2 separate regions of the Homo sapiens genome follow, and region 2 is linked to region 1. The links are chromatin contacts, found by Hi-C or POLR2A ChIA-PET in ENCODE. All regions are on one chromosome and are shown on one strand. Each heading gives the region's core, a stretch centred on a gene start or an enhancer-like site at or near the end of the contact. The rest is flanking DNA. Distances are from core to core; before and after follow the strand shown. Region 1 has its middle 14 kb from the start of LINC00880. Region 2 overlaps KCNAB1 (potassium voltage-gated channel subfamily A regulatory beta subunit 1).

What was found. A loop is a pair of places that touch in the nucleus more often than their neighbours do. ChIA-PET counts read pairs that join two places held with the same protein, here RNA polymerase II (POLR2A). Pooled maps may share reads with other maps.
Region 2: a map of HCT116 shows a loop between it and region 1 (15-fold over the local background). The contact joins two enhancer-like sites. A Hi-C loop is called at or near these places in 7 of 168 maps with a recorded cell type or tissue (A673, Calu3, HCT116 and 4 more), 1 of 37 single-sample maps with no recorded cell type and 8 of 50 pooled maps. POLR2A ChIA-PET finds 5 or more read pairs at or near these places in 1 of 52 experiments (activated naive CD4-positive, alpha-beta T cell).

What each region holds. Positions count from the first base shown.
Region 1 is chr3:157,133,762-157,139,703 of GRCh38, reverse strand. No RefSeq gene overlaps it. Among named protein-coding and RNA genes, the nearest start is that of LINC00880, 14 kb to the right of the region's middle. RefSeq lists a silencer at 3,710-4,004. Within about 2 kb of position 2,648, at least 25 of the 41 ENCODE cell types and tissues checked have a DNase peak (open chromatin) inside an H3K27ac peak, as active enhancers do.
Region 2 is chr3:156,380,775-156,386,716 of GRCh38, reverse strand. The region is part of intron 1 of KCNAB1 (potassium voltage-gated channel subfamily A regulatory beta subunit 1); the gene reads right to left. Among named protein-coding and RNA genes, the nearest start is that of KCNAB1-AS1, 63 kb to the left of the region's middle. Within about 2 kb of position 2,810, at least 2 of the 41 ENCODE cell types and tissues checked have a DNase peak (open chromatin) inside an H3K27ac peak, as active enhancers do.

The sequences.
Region 1 (5,942 bases), core at 1,399-3,898:
ATTTTACACTTTGTAATTAACAAGTAGCTTTTGGGGGAGATACTTTAGATCATATAAATATTGTTTCTTTTGTTTTTTATTTATTTTTTTGAGACAGAGTCTTGCTCCATCTCCCAGGCTGGAGTGCAGTGGCATGATCTGGGCTCACTGCAACCTCTACCTCCTGGGTTCAAGTGATTCTCCTGCCTCAGCCTCCCAAGTAGCTGGGATTACACACGCCTGCCACCACACCCAGCTTTTTTTTTTTTTTTTTTTTTGTATTTTTAGTGGAGATGGGATTTCGCCATGTTGGCCAGGCTGGCCTCAAACTCCTGAACTCAGGTGATCCACCCACCTTGGCCTCCCAGAGTGCTGGGATTATAGGCGGGAGCCACTGCACTCAGCCTAGATAATATCAATAGTGCTTCTTAATTAACTTCTGCCTACTAATTCTAGCATCCATTGATGATTTTTACCTGAAATAACTATTGAAAATGATTTTTAAATTTCAGCATTCGCTCGACATTTATTAGTTGGAATGCCACTGTAAGAAAGAGCTTTCTTTTCTCCTTCATTTATTCATTTGTTTATATGTTTCAGTATGGACTCATTCTATGAAGTTATAATCCATTACTATCATTATTTCGTTACTCAAATTCCGATGTGGCCAATGGAAACCCCTTTAAGATAGTTCCTGTGTCCTTTATTATTTATTTATTTATTTAGATGGAGTCTTGCTCTGTCACCAGGCTGGAGTGCAGTGGCGCGATCTTGGCTCACTGCAACCTCCACCTCCTGGGTTCAAGTGATTCTCCTGCCTCGGCCTCCCGAGTAGCTGGGACTACAGGTGCGCACCACCACGCCCAGCTAATTTTTGTATTTTTAGTAGAGACGGGGTTTCACCATGTTGGCCAGGATGGTCTCAATATCTTGATCTCGTGATTTGCCCGCCCTGGACTCCCAAAGTGCTGGGATTACAGGCATGAGCCACCACACTCGGCCTCCTGTGACCTTTAAGATGAATATTTTAAAGACTTTTTCCCACATGTGTACCTTTCCAGAAGGTTCACACCATTTGTGCTTTCTCTAGACCTGTATAACCAGAAGCTCTTGGGAACATGAGTTCTTGAGAATATCAGCACTGGCGTCAGAGGGGATGAAATAACTTTCAAAGATCAGGATAACTACCTTGCCAATGTATAGGGCTTCTCATGGCTGCAGTTTCCAGAACAACTTTTCTTTTGGTCCAGGACGATCTTCCCCATTGCTGTGGTTTGGATATGGTTTGTTTGGCCCTGCCAAGTCTCATGTTAACATTTGATACCCAACATGTTGGTGGCAGGGCCTGGTGGAAGGTGTTTGGGCCATGGGGTGGATCCCTCATGGCTTGGTGCCATGCTCAAGGTAGTAAGTGAGTTCTCGCTCTATTAGTTCCTGTGAGAGCTACTTGTTAAAAAGAGACTGGCACCTCCTCCTGTCTTCTTGCTTTTGCTCTTGCCATGTGATCTCTGTACACACTGATTCCCCTTTGCCTTCTGCCATGAGTGGAAGATTCCTGAGGCCCTCATCAGAAGCAGATGATGGGTACCATGCTTCTTGTATAGCCTGAAGAACCGTGAACCAAATAAACCTCTTTTTCTTTATAAATTACCTAGCTTTGGGGCCGGGTGTGGTGGCTCACGCCTGTAATCACAGCACTCTGGGAGGCCAAGGCGGGCCATTCACGAAGTTAGGAGATGGAGACCATCCTGGCTAACACAGGGAAACCCCGTCTCTACTAAAAATACAAAAAAATTAGCTGGGCGTGGTGGCAGGCGCCTGTAGTCCCAGCTAGTCGAGAGGCTGAGGCAGGAGAATGGTGTGAACCCAGGAGGCGGAGCTTGCAGTGAGCTGAGATCGCGCCACTGCACTCCAGCTTGGGTGACAGAGCAAGACTCCGTCTCAAAAATAAAATAAAATAAAAATTACCCAGCTTCATGTATTCCTTTATAGTTACACAAACGGACAAAGACACCCATGCACGATCGGTTTCCATAGTCCTACAATCTGTGGTTCCTTGAACGCCTTTCAGTTTGCATAGTCAGTAATAAGAACCTACGCCACTAGAGGTCACTCTTTGGCTGTCTGTGATACAAGATCTTGCTCTAAGTTTTACTTCAGCTGACTGGCAAGCCTTATTCTGAACACAATAAAGGCTTGTCTGTTTACAAAGGAACACTAATGTCTTTAGCTACATCCATTTAAGCCTCATTTAGGCCTTTAATCCAGACTTGAACCTTTGGCAATAACTCTAAAGGTACATACCTTTGCTAGATTCTGCTGGCAGAAGAATAGATAGCAACCCTTATTTATATAAGCACTATGTGCCAGATGCCATTCTGCTTCACATATATTAACTCATTTGACCTCTTTCTAAAACCGTGTGGTGGGAGAGGAACCCATGAGTTGGTGATTTCACCCAGCTAGTAAGTGATTGAGCCAGGATTTAGTTTGTTGCAGAGTCTGTATACTTAACCACTCTACCAAGCCCGGGCTGACTGGTCTCATTACAAAGCATCCACATAATGAGGTTTGAACTCATCAAAAGTCTTTTAGAGCTCAGCAGTAGACGCTGCTTGCCACGTGTGTGCTACTGGGAAATTGTCCAGCAGAGTCATGCACATACCCACACCTGCACCCAGCCCGTTGCTTGTGGTTGCAAGCTGTCCAGGTCCAGAGATCAACTCCAGTAACCCTGTGGCTCCACCTGCCACCCCATTCAGTGTGGTGCTCAGAGAACCTGAGGGTGTCAGCTTTTCCTTGCTTTGCTATTGCTTCCTAGAAGCAGTGTCAGCTTGCTTTGGAAGCTGCTTCAAATTAAGCCCCAAGGTAGCTGATAAAGTTTGAGGTCTTTCCTCCTTGGCCGAGGTGGTGAAAGAGGCATGGGTTCTGGAGTTCAACTGGCCTGCATTAGAAGTCTAGTCCTCCTACTCAGTGGCCATGTGGCCTTGGACAGAATTGCTTAACCTCTCTGAGCCTGAGTTTCTTCATCTGTGGGTTGACAATGATAAACATTTCCCTTGTGTGATTGTTGTGAGATTCAGTAATGTATGTAAAGAGACATTAGCACAGAGTAGGAGGTACTTGATACATCTTGCTATTATCTCTTCCTTAAAGGCATAGCCCAATTCCTAGCAAGCAGAAAGGCTGACCCTGGTATCTTGTCCTAGGTGGATCTCTTGTTTTTCCTAAACATTAGTGCCCCTTATGGCCTGTGTTATTCCTTGAGCAATTAAAACACATCACTCTATGCTGGCAAGTGTCATTTATCGTGTTTGGCCTGATTCGCCAACTAGACTCCAATCAGAGCCAGGACTGTTTGTTATACTTCATTGTATCCTTAGTCTTAATCAGGGACCCAAAACGGTAGGTGCTCTCAATGACTGTCGATGACAATTATTAACTGAAGTCAGTTAACAAGTATTTATGGAGTATTTACTATGTGTCAGGCAGTGGGCCAGATTCCAAGAATACTGAGGTAAAAGAAACCCAGCCCCTCACTCAGGGAGCTCCTGCTGTGGCTAAAAGCTTTGCCAAGACATGAAAAGTTAATGTACTTTTCTGAGCATCTAATTCCCAGGGAATGACTTTGTTGAAGTAATCTGGCTCACTGTGTCTCAAACAGAAGGCAAAAGCCAAGTATGCAACCAGGAAGCTTTTTACACTGGGGAGTACATAGCATTGCATTTAGTACCCAAGGACGCTGGGGCCATTCAGGACCCCACAGGCTGTTCTTACCTCCTGCTCCTGAAGAGCAGCCCAACAGCTCTCATTCCCATCAAGATAACAGCCTGCAAGTGTGGGGGACAGCTTGCTGCTCTCCTCACCATGAGAGGTCAGTGCAAGACCTTGGACAAACCCGGTCAGTGATGGATTCCCCTTGTGAGTCATTCTAGCAATACATTATCGGAATGATTTGTTCTGGGATGGAGTGGATGAAAAGGAGAGAATGATTTGGAAAAAATGAAACCATCTTTTGAATTCATGAGTGCCACAAGTCATGAGTTCAACCAATGTTTGACTAACAAGTATTTTTAGCACAAAGATATTATATCTTTGAGGCAATTTGAGGGTTTCAGAAAACAAGTGCTGTCTGGAAACCCAAATAATAATTGAAGAAATACTACGCAATAGCCAAAAGCTTTACTCTCTCATTTGCAAAAGCAAAATGACATTTTTTTCCCCAGAAAAAAGGAAGGCTTTCAGAAGTTAAAAGAAATGCAGTTTACTGACTAAACGCCCCTCTGCAACAGAATAAAGAACCTTCCCTCTTATCTGGGTTCGGAACTGGCAAGCAACCTCCATGTGGGCACTTCATAAATATTCATTGATGATGAAAATGTCGACAGTGCAAAGGAACCATTTTGTCATTTCAAGAACCCTTTTGAAATGCTAGTGATTGAAGAAGGATCTTGACTATCCTTTGCAAATCTCGAACAAGAAAGGCCCAGTTCAGCTGTTCACATGGAATGAAACAGAACAAGGACACCGGATTAATCTCTCCTGGAGTCTTGGGTTGTGACTGTACTTATAAAGAGCAGAGCAAACTGAAGCAGTGGGTAGGATTTTTAAATAACCACTCCCCAGACATACAAGCAACTGACATTCAGCAACTCCACTCTGTGGGCAAAAACCACCTTGTTTCACTTTGCATTGGATATGAAGGCTGTGCATATAAACAGAAATAGTTAAAGCATAAGCAGGGTGTGGCAGTCCGTGTTTGTCACCCTAGACCATCCCTATCATGCTGCATCAGTTGAGCTGAGGGACATTCAGAGAGAACATGGTGAAACCAATGCACTGCTTTGTTGCCTGGTCAAGGTCTGCTTGTTTTGGCCTGGGTACACCTGGCCTTGGCCCATGGAATCTTGATAAACAGAAAGGAATGCACCTCAGTAATCATTGCCTGTACAGCCTGTGTTGGTGAAGCCAGATTATGGCTGAATTGGGCCAGTATGGCTTGGAGACCTTCCATCAGAGGCCTGGGCTATATCTGGCCCTACAGAGACCTCTTTCTGGATTCTAAGAGACACTTTCCATTTGCCAGTGGTTGACACAGGCCAGGGTAGGGGTGGGACAGCCACTACTTGGTTGTGGCTCTGGGCTATCTTAGGCCTGGAACAGAACAGCCCTATTTCTCCACACTAGGCCCCTACATCCCACCCTCCACCCCCACACCACTGCCACCACCAAGGAGTAGCCTCAAACCTTTCTCTGCACTAGAGGGGGCTGTCAGAGTAATGCTTCTGTCACCTCTGTGCTGTTTCTCATGACACACAAATACACACACACACACACACACACACGCCATGAACCACTCTGCTGAGTTTGGCGCTGGTCTTCACCTGGGACTCCAGGACTTTGGGTGAGCTCTGAGGTTTACACCATGTTATAAGGGGCAGGAAGGCACCAAAGCCCATATCATGGACTGAAAGGCCCCAGGCAGCATAATGGCACCAGGAAAACCACCGCACTTAGCCACAGCCCTCCGACAGCCTCCTATCAACACCTCTTATTCTCATGCTCCCCTCACCTCCTGCCACTCACCTTATCAAAGTTTGCCCTTTCGTCCATTCTTCAGACATTGACTGAGCACTTATATATGCAAGGCAGACCTTTGCTGAGAGAGGTGGGCTGGAGCTGTCTCCTCACAAATGAAAAAAGCCAGGGAAAGAAAGGAGCATTAATTGAGTCCTTGCTTTGTGCCAGAAGCTTTAGATTCATGTCTCACTTAATCCTGCCTTCATACCTAAGAGGAAGGCCTCATTATTCTCCTAAGTACCAGAATGGTGTGGAGGTGACACTCAGGGACACTGCTGCCTGACTGCGTCACTTCAAAGTCCAGCTGTTGTGACCCTGGGCAGAGGATTGGACCTATGTGCCCACTGCACCAGCAAAATGGGAATTGGGCTATTGTGAGCATT
Region 2 (5,942 bases), core at 1,561-4,060, 750 kb after region 1:
GTGTCTAATAAGTAAATTTGACCTAATTTTACACTTATATTGATAATCATGTTACAGGTAGTTAGACAGGCATGAGCAGGGCAGGAAAGGGCTCTTTCCCCACCCAGTAGGAATGTCGGGTGATGGTTTGGCAATTATCACATTGCCTCTCTAAAAGTGATAAATTGGCAGCCAGTACCAGGGAGAGGTCATTTCCTGATGGTCCACACCTGTTGCACTGAAGTGTCAATTGAATGCAGATGCCAGAGAGATGCAACTTCCCTGTCATGTGCATTAAGAGACATAATGGCAGAGAACGACCTTCCAAGGGCACACCACTGGAAAAGGGAAGAAAGCCTCAGATGGGCATTTGTGCAACTTCCTAAACACACTGTGTGTGCTCACCTGTCAATGGCAAGGAGGGCACTGCGCATGAAGGCATCCCACCCTAAAGGAAGAATCATGGAAAAGGGGCCAGCGTATAAAGTCCTAGGATCACGGTTAAACACCACACTTGTTCTTCAAGTTACTCACTTGGGTCTCTTCCAAGAGTATCTTTTCTTTTCTGTTCTAAAGCCTTTTAAAATAAAACTCCACTCCTACTCTAAAGTTTGCCTCGGTCTCTTTTTCTGCCTTATGCCCCTTTGTCAAATTATTTCTTCTGAGGAGGCAAGAATTGAGACTGCTAGAGACCTGTATGGATTCACTGCTGGTAACTTGGATACCTTCCACCAGTAACAATCATGATTGAATTATTTGAAATACCCATTGCTTAGAAGCTTGAGGGCGATAAGAAGAGCCATACAATTTCTTTGACCTAAAGAGGTGATTAAATCTTTCATGATTTATAATCAGAAAAACTACATTAAAAAAATTGAAATCCAATCTGCAGAATACAACAAATACACAAAATAGAAAGTGCTCACTTTAATTTATAGATATACTTAATGAGCTAATCACAGGGAAATCACTGCTTATGAGAATGAATAAACTTCTGAAAGAGTCTAACATTCAGAAAAATGTCAAGAATGTATTTTGCTGTGTTCATTTATAAAGTTATTACCTAAATTAAACTTCCTTTTCTGGTTTTACTTAAAATATTATTCTACAAAAGTTTCTCTTAGTATAATTTATTTTGCTTTTGTTTCTTCTAAATTAGGTAACTGTGCCATATCTGACATTTTATTTAATTTTGAAATAATGTTTTAAATATGCTTTTTTGAAAAGCATATTAAAATAATTATTTTTATTGTAGGCAATATGTATATCTTTAACTTGGATGCTTTTTTTTTTTTCTTCCATCCAACAAGATCCTCCTTTTGTCTAAAGCAGAACACAGACTGGTTTCTTCTCTGATAAGCTTCTTTCTAAGCTAATAGACTTAAAGATCTAGAAGGCACTAAACAACCAGGCATTTTAGAAACAAGGAGTGGGGGCCATGGAGACTGTGAGTGATGTGGCTTATTGGAGCAGACAAGATTCCCAAAGTAGCACTTTTATCATCATCCTCATCTCTGAGCTTCCTTAGGGCACATGTTTCTCAAACACGGATGTCTCCCTCAAAGCCCCAGATTTAGAAAGCCCTAAAGGTACTCTGACTGGCACTTTGGCATTGGCAGGAAAAGCCAAAGTCTTAAAGAAATAAATGACATTAAGGCAAACTCTACTTGCACAAATCTTACTGAGATTAAATTCATGAGGAGGTTGGTTAGGAGAAAAGTCCAATCCAAACAATTTTATTCTTACTCTTTCTTGTTTTCTTTTCCTTCCCATGGGGCCAGCTGTTGGAAAGGTACTGAAGTAGAAAAAATGATATTCATTGCCTTTACCCTCCTTCCCATGCTTTTTCACCTTCCAGGTGCCCCTACCCCTTCAGGTGCCCTCCTTCTCCTGCCAGAAGAACAAAACCTCTCTGAGGAATCCATTCCAAGGGAGTTTTCACAGAATGGAAGTTTTCTGAGGAGGACCCAACTTCATCTAAAAGAAGAAATAGTACAAGTTCTGATGCGGTTCCTGTGCCAGTGTGAATATATGAAACAAGAAGCCTATCCCAGCACATCTTCAACTATATTCCCTGGCACCTAATGACTGCCTACCACATGAACCATCCCTGCCTCTAGAAAGGTCCTTATTTCCCTTCCTTTCTTTCTACTCATATCTCATGTTCTCATTTCTTCCTAATTTGGTCTCCCTAGAAATAGACTTTTTTTGCTTTTGCACTCCATTTTCCTTTGGTACATTTCTCCAAGAGCAAGTTGTTTCTAGAACAACCTTTGGTCTGAGACCCAGGACTTTTTGAGAGCTAAAGGAGGGAAGAGAGTGATGAAGAAAGGGAAAATCGGGCTTTTCAGCAAATCATTCTTTACTATCGGGCTACTAGGCTGCAGAGTAGAAGGACATTCAGGCAAAGAGTTCACTCAGAAGTATTTTCTGAAAGTTGAATATACTCTCCTTAGTCACTTCATAATATCTTGTAAAAAGACGGTGGTGAAGCAAATGCTGTATCAGCTTTAGCCACTCTGGGTTTCACCATTTTCCAACAAGCTGCCATTCAGTTGTCCATTATCCATTTTTAGCAAAAGGGCAGTGAACTTATTTAATTGCAGAATAAAAAGTGCCTAATTTTATACAACCCTTTAATCTGACTCTTCAAGTAGGATACAGACCAGCCTCCAACATTTAATGTTTCCTGAATCAAATCTACTCTGGGGCTCACCCACCCTGAAAACAACCACCCAAGTACTAAACACCCTTCAAATGACATCTTGTCTAGCTGTCAGAACAGAAAAACTCAAAGCAGGCCTGATGGTGACAGACTGTAGCATCCCTGCCAGCGTCTGGAAACCTGGATGCCGTCAAGTGGCAGAGCTGCGAGGCTCAAAACCAGCTCAGGGGCGAAAAACGCTGTTGGAAACCACCCATCTCTGCCGATGCCTATCAAGCTGGCAAAAGAATCAAGCTGAGAATAATTTTTTTCTTTTTGGCTAGCATATTGAAATCTGTAAACCTCTTTCTGCAGAACAGAAGCTGTTGAGGTTTTATTTTTTTCTGACTTGAGCCAGAGCACATGGGAAGAGCTTGAAACCTAACTTTGCCAAGTATCAGGGTGGGGTGAGGAGAATTTATCTTCACAGTGATGTTATTAGAAAGAAACAAAATGGCCTGTAGGGTGACCAACTGTCCCAGTTTGCCCAGAACTGAGGAATTCCTAGGATGCCAGACTTTCAGTGCAAAACTGGGATAATTCTGGGCAAATCAGGATGGGTATTTATCCTAAGAGTGGATTGAAGTGGCCTAAATTACAGTGCTAAGGAGTTTAGGCCTCATACAAAAGGGTTTCCAGGCAAGCAAAATTTTAAGGGACCATCTTCACCCAGGATGAAAACCCCTGAAGCAGATTACCCATTCATTTATATACAAATTCTAGTGGCAGGAAATGTTGAATTGTTAAAAGTAGAAATAGAAATTCCAGCTGCCAAGTTGGCTTTCAGGCCAACTTGAATTGACCCTTGGGAATGTACCTACTCCTTGCTCCCAACTATATAGCTGCTCTCTCTGAGAGCTCTGCCCTGCCCCCATCCCCAATCTAATCTCTTCACACTGCCTATTTTGCAAGAGCAGCTCTCAGAAAGACCTGACAAGGGCTTTTCCCATCGGATGGCCAGTAAGCATCTTACCAGAAGTTAATAGCTAATAACCTGTTTACAGAACCAACAAAGTTCAGACGTAGAAAGCACCCGAAAGATCATCTAGCCCGAGTTTGTCAAAGCCTGGCATCAGGCTGACTGTGTACAAATCACCAGAGGATGGTTATCAGTCAGTCTAAGCTAGGTTAGGCTGCGCTAACAAGCTCCACACCTCAGCGACATGTAACAAGCCCTCAGGCTTCTTTTTCATTGCAGGTAGGCAGGGTGCTCTGCTTATGGTGGTCACTTGGAGATCCCAAAGTGGTTGCTTGCAAAGCCAGAGGGAAAAACAACCTGGGACAGTCTCAGTCTGGCAATTCCATGCTCCAGTCAGGAAGAGACACTTGCCCCTTCTACTTCCCACTCAGTGGCCAGAACTGTTCCCATGGCCCCACCTCACCACAAGGGGGCCACAAAATGCAACTCTACTTGGTTCCCAGAAGCTAGTGGGACAAAAAATAGTCGGTAAATGGCACCAACCAGTATCACAAAAAGACTAGAAAATGCAGGTTCTGTTTGGTTGGTTGGTTGGTTTTTTTGTTTGTTTTTTGTTTTCGTTTGTTTGTTTTGAGACGGAGTTTCTCTCTTGTTGCCCAGGCTGGAGTGCAATGGTGTGATCTTGGCTCACTGCAACCTCCACCTCCTGGGTTCAAGAGATTCTCCTACCTCAGCCTCCTGAGTAGCTGGGATTACAGGCATGCACCACCATGCCCAGCTAATTTTGTATTTTTAGTAGAGATGCGTTTCTCCATGTTGGTCAGGCTGGTCCCAAACTCCCGACCTCAGGTGATACACCCGCCTCAGCCTCCCAAAGCGCTGGGATTACAGGTGTGAGCCACTCACCCAGCCTGAAAATGCAGGTTCTGGATCTCACTTCTGGAGATTATGATTCAGTAGATCTGGATGGGACCTGGAAATGAATATAGCTTTTAAATTTCCCCAAGATTTTGGAATGGGCAGTGTGTTGGGGAACTTTACAGATGAATTGTGTGGCCCTATTGTACCTAGGGCCACACAGCTCTTCAGGTGAAGTAAAAATGAGGTTAGGTTTCTTGATTCTTGATCCAGTGTTCTTTCAACTTAGCTGCACTGTTCCTTCAAAAGAGTTTGCATTTCATCTTTTTCTTTGCAGCTAAAAGAGTAAATATAATGAAATGTTAAGCATCTGTGCAAGGCTAATGTGGCAGTTGAGTCTTGGGAACCTTTCACGTGTCAAATGACTGGATAGGTATTACCAGTTTTACCCAGGTCTCATCTTTTCCAGGGGCCACAGGATATGGAGGTGAGCAGAGAAGGAACTAGGTAGTAGTAGTGTGTTAGAACCACTTCCCTGTGTTTCCTGCCTGCTGAAACAGCTCCATTTTCCACAAGATCCTTTCCTCATTTTGTGTTTCTGGCCCAGCTTATAATTGCCTTCCAGCTTTCAAAATGTCCACTGATTTAGTTCAGTGAGAAGTTCTGTAAATTTCCCTGAAGAGCCTATTAAAGAAACTTGTGATAAGGCTCTTGCTGACTGTGTTCACTTGGAAGACACCCATGTTAGAACATCTGCTTGTGGGCAAGGAGACCCCAGCCTTGGTGAAGGAGTGAATGCTCTATTCTCTCTACACTGGAGGCTTCACTTCCTTTACCACATGGCCCTGGCTCACTTCCTAATCTCCTCATTATCACCAGAATCCCCTCAGTATCCTCTACTGGGACTCTTCTCTAAAACTGCTACACACTTTGGAGGATCTCATGCTGTTCCCTCAGCCAAAAATGTTCTTTCTCCTTTTGCAGAAATGTCCATCCTTTAACCGGCCAGTTCAGATATCACCACCTATCTGCAAAATTCCCTAATCCCAAGACTCAGCTTTAAATACTCCATACTCCTTCATCTGTGGTCTAATGGCTCTTTGGGCGCTTTTTTGGTTTGTTTTTTAGTGTTATTTTCAATTGAGAAATGCCAATTCTATATGTTTTTGGGACCCAATATGATGCTTTGATATACGCTTACAGTGTGGAATGATTAAATCAGGCGAATTAACAAATGCATCGCCTCACATCCTTATTTTTTTGTGGTGAAAACATTTAAAATCTACTCTTTTAGTAAATTTGAAATATTTAATGCACTATTATAGTGGCTCTTTGTTTATGGCTCTCTTCTGAAAGATTTTCCATCTCCTGTTATAGTGAGTTTAGTTGGAGGCTGATGTCTCCCTCAGCAGACTATACCCCTCAAAATCAGGGACCAGATCTATTTTGTGTATTTGTGCCTTTAGCATCTTATGTAATTCT